Regions from separate parts of the Homo sapiens genome. Here region 1 is linked to region 2. A link is a loop called in an ENCODE intact Hi-C map of the cell type or tissue named here. Cell type or tissue: chondrocyte. All regions are shown on one strand. Each heading gives the region's core, and the rest is flanking DNA. Links, peaks and the distances in the headings are about the cores only.

Region 1 (2,905 bases), core at 321-2,820, 240 kb after region 2:
TTAATCCTCTACCAAGTCTTTTCTGCGTTGTTGCTACACAAATGACCTACTAGGAGACTTCCAAATTAAAGTGAGCTGTATCCATACAATGAAATACTCTATGGTCATAACGTCGCACTGCAGAAGTCCACGGAAAAATGCAATATATTACATTAAAAAAAGCAGAAGGCCAGGCACGGTGGCTCACGCCTGTAATCCCAGCACTTTGGGAGGCTGAGGCAGGTGGATCACAAGTTCAAGAGATCAAGACCATTGTGGCCAACATGGTGGAACCCCATCTCTACTAAAAATACAAGTATTAGCTGGGTGTGGTGGCACGCCCCTGTAGTCCCAGCTACTTGGGAGGCTGAGGCAGGAGAATCGCTCAAGCCCGGGAGGTGGAGGTTGCAGTGAGCCGAGATCGCACTACTGTACTCCGGCCTGGTGACAAAGCGAGACTCCATCTCCCAAAAAAAAAAAAAAAAAAAAAAAAGGCAGCAAACTCAGTATTTCATAGTAGGAATACAGGTGATTATCTCTTTTTTATTTTTCTGTATTTACCAAATATTCTAAACTAATCATGAATTGCCTTTATAATCCTAATTTCTTTTTTTTTTTCTTTTGGAGATGGAGTCTCGCTCTGTGGCCCAGGCTGGAGTGCAGTGGCACGATCTCAGCTCACTGCAAGCTCCGCCTCCCGGGTTCACGCCATTCTCCTGCCTCAGCCTCCCAAGTAGCTGGGACTACCTGGGACTATAGGCGCCCGCCACCATGCCTGGCTAATTTTGTTTTTGTATTTTTAGTAGAGACAGGGTTTCACTGTGTTTGCCAGGATGGTCTTGATCTCCTGACCTTGTGATCGACCCGTCTCGGCCTCCCAAAGTGCTGGGATTACAGGCATGAGCCACCGCGCCCGGCCAATCCTAATTTCTTTTAATTTGCCTAATGCTGAGTTTTAAACTCAATCTCCATTTGTTACCTGACAAGCTAGTCTCAGTTCAGATTAGACTCTTTTAAATGCTATCACAAATAAGACTAGTGTTAGTGAACAATATCTCCTTACAATTAACTTTTTCCAATTAGATGTCCTGTCTCCTCAACTAAGGCACGAATGAAAACATGAGTATATTCTTGGTGTGAATCTAAGTCAGCAAGAGATATGGGCCATGATTCAATACCCTTCAGGCCTCAGGTGCCCCAAACAAGGGGACTAAAGCAAACTAGTACTCCCCAGAATACAACTGGTAGCATGTGAGATAATTCTAGGATGTACATCAAGGAACATTTTCATTTTAACAGTACATTGTAAACTAATCACTAAAATCTTAATTCATGTAAAAAAGAAGAAAAATTCAGATATAAGAAATCCTTTTCCTGTTTCAAGAAACAGGAAGTTTGTGGCCATTCTACATACATTTAGTGAAGAAACTATATGGTCTATACTGCTGGCTCATCAGGTGACTGGGAGAAGAAATACAGCATTGTGTCTGCAGTGCACGGCTCAAGCTGGCGTAGGGATGGGTGTCTCTGGTTCCCAGTGATGACAAATGGCCTGTAGGCAGATGGGTTAAACTTTGAGTTAGATGTTTCACAGCTGTGGAAAAACACTGCTAGCATCAAATAATCATTACTAACAAAAATAAGTCACTAAAATCCTGAACTTTTAAGAATCAGATTTTTAGGAGTCTTTCTTTTAAAAATAAAACTTTTGATCAATAACAACCTAAATGCCCAGCCTAGTTGGGAAAGTTATAGTTCATCCGCACAACGGGGGCAGCTGGGTAAAGAAAGAAGCAGATTTGTCCATACCGCAGTTTCAGCACTGCATTCGCTAACCTAGGTCAGCAGTCTACTCTGGGCAATTGGCGCCCTCTGCTGTAAACAGCCAGCAACGTATTGCTGTGGAAAGACCTGCAACTGGCCAGGTCAGAAGAGCAAGGTGCAGGAGAGCATGTACACTATCCTACTCTTCATGTTAAAAAACAAGGAGTGGGTGTGAATGCATTTTATAGACTAACCCAGAAGTATGTAAGAACCTGGAAACAACGGTTGCCTCTGGGAGATGAGTTACTCAACTGCACAGAGGAAGACAGATGACACACTGAGTTCCCTCTTAGCTCACTTAATGAATTAGTCAATAAAAAAGTAGACAGGAAATACGGGCTTTTCATTTTTAAACTCAGGACTTCATCATTCTAAATTCCATCATGCAGCATACACTTTAGCTTTAGCTTTTCTTGTATGCTCCTTAATTTTCTTTTTTTTTTTTTTTGAGACGGAGTTCTGCTCTTGTCACCCAAGCTGGATTGCAGTGGCGCGATGTCAGCTCACTGCAACCTCCACCTCCCAGGTTCAGCGATTCTCCTGCCTCAGCCTCCCAAGTAGCTGGGATTACAGGCATGCGCCACCACACCCAGCTAATTTTTGTATTTTTAGTAGAGACAGGGTTTCACCATGGTGGCCAGGCTGGTCTTGAACTCCTGACCTCGTGATCCACCCGCCTCGGCCTCCCAAAGTGCTGGGATTACAGCTATGAGCCATCGCGCCTGGCCAGCTCTTTAATTTTCAATAAAATATCTTATTTAATATTAACATAAGTAACTTAATACTAAATATTAAATATTTAATTATTAACTTAATATTAAATAAGATATTTAATCTTGTACTGTTTAGCACTGCAATCTCTGATATACTTTAAAAAGTGTAAAATCATTACTAATAAATTTAGAATTAACTTTTTTTGAAAGCCTGAAATACTTCTCCTATCTAATAATGTACCTTAAAAGGTCCAACTGTCAAAAGCAGAAAGAAATTGACTTTAGATTTGAGAAACAGTCACTTAAAATACACTGTTACAACCAACTTTGTTTAAAACGTGTTATAATTTTTATAACAGGAGATGGCATCAGCTTATGCTAAATTACTC
Region 2 (2,870 bases), core at 365-2,864:
AGTCTTCCCCTTTCTTCTTTTGCCAAGGAAGTCTAATATTTTCACCATTTTTATGCACACAATCAACTTTATTTAACCTGGAAGTTAATGTCTCATTGTTTTCATTGTTCTAAATAAACACCTTTTCCCTTGAGTATTGTTCTAAAAATTTTGAAGTCGTCTGAAAAATTTTGTTCTGATTTTTCACGGTTGTGTTGATGATATGCGAAAAGGAATACAGATGGTATTTAATTATGAACAAGAAAAGGTGTTAAATATCATTAGTCATTAGAAATTTGCAAATTAAGACCACAATGACTAACACATATATATCAGAATAGCTAAAATAAAAATAAAACATCAAACGCTGAGGAGCATGAGTAAAAACTAGAGCTTTCACACATTACTGGTGGGAATGTAAAATCGTACAGCTATGCCAAAAAGGAGTATAGTAGTTTCTTAAGAAACTAAAGGAACTCAAGTCCCCAGGCCTGCAGTCTGGGCCAAGGTCACAGGCCCTGGATCAATCAGGATGGGGTTCAAGGGCCTTCCTGGGGCCATCCAGTGTTCAAGGTGCCCTTTGGTGGCCTCATCTGCCCCTCCGCCCCTGAGCACGCCCCTCTGTCCCTCCAATCCTCCCTGTCACAGGGACGTCTGTCACAGAGCCATGCCCCACCTCCTGCTTTCTGGAGATGCCAACTGCCCTCCCCATCTCTGGGTCCTGACCAAGGTGCTCTAATGGACACCCCCTGACCCAGGTCTCAGGGAGCTGCCAGCACGATGGGTCCCTAAAGCTGAGATCCAGCAAGACACATGTGGCCTGAGGGTCCCACTCTCTGGCTGGCAGAACCCAGAGGTGGGAGCACACTGGAGTGTCCTTCAGGGCATCTTCACCCCATGAGAGGGCTGGGGGCTTTGGGAGTTTGCAGCTGGCAGGAGTGAGGGCCCAGTCTCCTATCTCTGATGCGTCCTTGGTCAAATCCTGTGCCTCAGCCTGCAGGGCCTATCGTGGTCACCACATGAATGTGTTCCCTTAGTCTGGGAGCCCCAAGCAGGCAGCACCCCCTGCCAACGACTTCAGGGCACCTGGAAGTGGAGGCTGAGAAGTCTCCCACTTCGCAGAGCTGGGCTCTGGCCCAGAGGCCTTCTCGTTGGCTCAGGTGGTCTCTCGGGCTCCTGGGGCCACAGATCAGGGGACAAACACGGGCAGCTCTGCTCTGCTCTGCCTAAAGAGAGGTGCCCAGTGAATGCAGGTTCCAGACAAAAGGTGGAGCCTGGCATCCTGCCCTGCGTGTGGGCTCCAGCCTGCTGCCATCTGGGGAAACTGAGTCATGGCGAGGCTCGAGGATGTTTCTCAGACCACACCAGTCCCTGAAGGTCCCCTGACCTCCCAATTTTGATGGACAGTAAGAAGAGGTTCCCAGGCCGCCTGCCACAGGTTCTGACTCGGCCTGGGTTAGGGTAAGTCTCCGGGCTGCTGTCCTCAAAAGCCCCATCAGGAGGCTGTGTCAGGCCAGGCGCACCGTGGTGACAGCAGCATGGACTGAGGGTTCTGGCCGCGGGAGAGGCCAGGACGGGGGGAGGTCAGGTCCAGGAGGAGGGCACTGGCCGGCACATGGTGGGGCTGGAGAGACCCTGGGCGGGGTGGTGGGAATGGCCCAGGAGGAGCTCCGGCTCCTGTGGCTGGAGTGAGGGTGTGGGCTGTGGTGGGAGAGGGGGTGAAGGTGGAGAGAACAGGGGCCCAGAGGTCTGTGCTGTAGGAAGGGTATGGACTTCCTAGTGAGGACTTTCTGGTGGGGGGCTCTCAGAGAAGAGGAGGCCGGAGGGGCTGGGGGTCCCCAGGACTGCATGCGCCAGGCAGACGGAGGGGAGGCCGAGCCAGGAGCCGCAGGCTTCTCAGTGCCAGACCAACGTCGCCCTCCGCTGGCCGTGTGGGGAATCGCGCCTAGGCTGGGGCTCCCCTGGCCCCAGGTTAGGGGGACTCCGATGTGTCCTGGGGCGCTTCCTGCCCATCCAGCCTCCGCCAGGCAGCCTGGCCCTGAATGGCTTTGAGGGCAGCCTCCGCAGCACAGGACCTGCCTCCGCCCTGTGGGGCAGATTTGGGCGTCTGACTCTGGACACTTACCCAGAGGCTGAATTCAACTCCCCAGCGAAGAGCACACTCAGACTCCCTCCCCGCTGTGCCCAGCCTGAGGGGACCCTGGCTTGGACTTGGGAGGAGAAGGCCAGAGGCCAGGGCCTGGCTCTCAGGCACTAGGTGCAGGAGAAAATGGAGCAGAGTTCCTGCAGGAACTGCCTCAGACTGCCCCCGAGGGGACCTGGCCTGGAACCCTCCCTGTGCTACCAGGCTGCTGTTGGGGCCAGGAGGGCAGGGAGAGCAGCCACCTGTACGGCATCAAGTAACACTATCAGTCAGCACACCCAACACCCACACGACAGCCACAGCCCTCTGCCCTGAGGTGGCTGCAACTGAGCAGAGTCTCCTGTCTTGTTCACCCTGAGCGCGGAGCTCCGCACAGGACAGGATCAGAGCGCAAACCAGGAACAAATGGATGAACCAAGGAAGGGGCCAGGGCAGTAGGTCCCCACCCACACCCTGAACCCTAAGGGTGGGACTCAGAGGCTGGAGACGGGCTGGCCCCAGGATCCTCTAAGTGACAGGAACCCTTGGCCACTGTTGATTGCCCCGAGGCGGGGACAGGGATGGTGGGGCTGGGGCTGCCTGGCCCTTTAAGAGGGCAGTTCTGCCCACCACCCTGAATGCCCCTCCCCTAGCTACTGGAGAAGAGATCCCGTTTCTTGGCAACAGGAAGCTCTTGGTTTACACAGTGTCACCCAAGCGACTGGGAGCCGCGTCCTGCTCTGGGACTGAGCCGTTGGAGCTGCCCCGC

The links. A loop is a pair of places that touch in the nucleus more often than their neighbours do. Peaks named below come from ENCODE experiments on the same cell type or tissue, not always from the same donor. Only the 100,000 strongest peaks of a DNase experiment are listed, where the experiment ranks them.
Region 1: it touches region 2 in a loop (2.8-fold over the local background); 11 of 110 quality-filtered maps call a loop at or near these places.

What each region holds. Positions count from the first base shown.
Region 1 is chr2:95,113,673-95,116,577 of GRCh38, forward strand. MRPS5 (mitochondrial ribosomal protein S5) reads right to left here. Exons shown (of 12, transcript NM_031902.5): 3 at 1,394-1,531. Among named protein-coding and RNA genes, the nearest start is that of MRPS5, 6.7 kb to the right of the region's middle. In chondrocyte, for the core only: CTCF peaks have their summits at 1,865 (motif pointing left) and 2,079; no DNase peak of the experiment used is centred there.
Region 2 is chr2:94,868,633-94,871,502 of GRCh38, forward strand. It overlaps TEKT4 (tektin 4), which reads left to right and starts at 2,798. Exons shown (of 6, transcript NM_144705.4): 1 at 2,798-2,870. It overlaps LOC442028 (a long non-coding RNA gene), which reads right to left. Exons shown (of 10, transcript NR_037597.1): 10 at 53-2,065. RefSeq lists enhancers at 1,595-2,108, 2,622-2,870. In chondrocyte, for the core only: CTCF peaks have their summits at 1,909 (motif pointing left) and 2,108; DNase peaks (open chromatin) are centred at 759, 1,099, 1,739, 1,899 and 1 weaker place.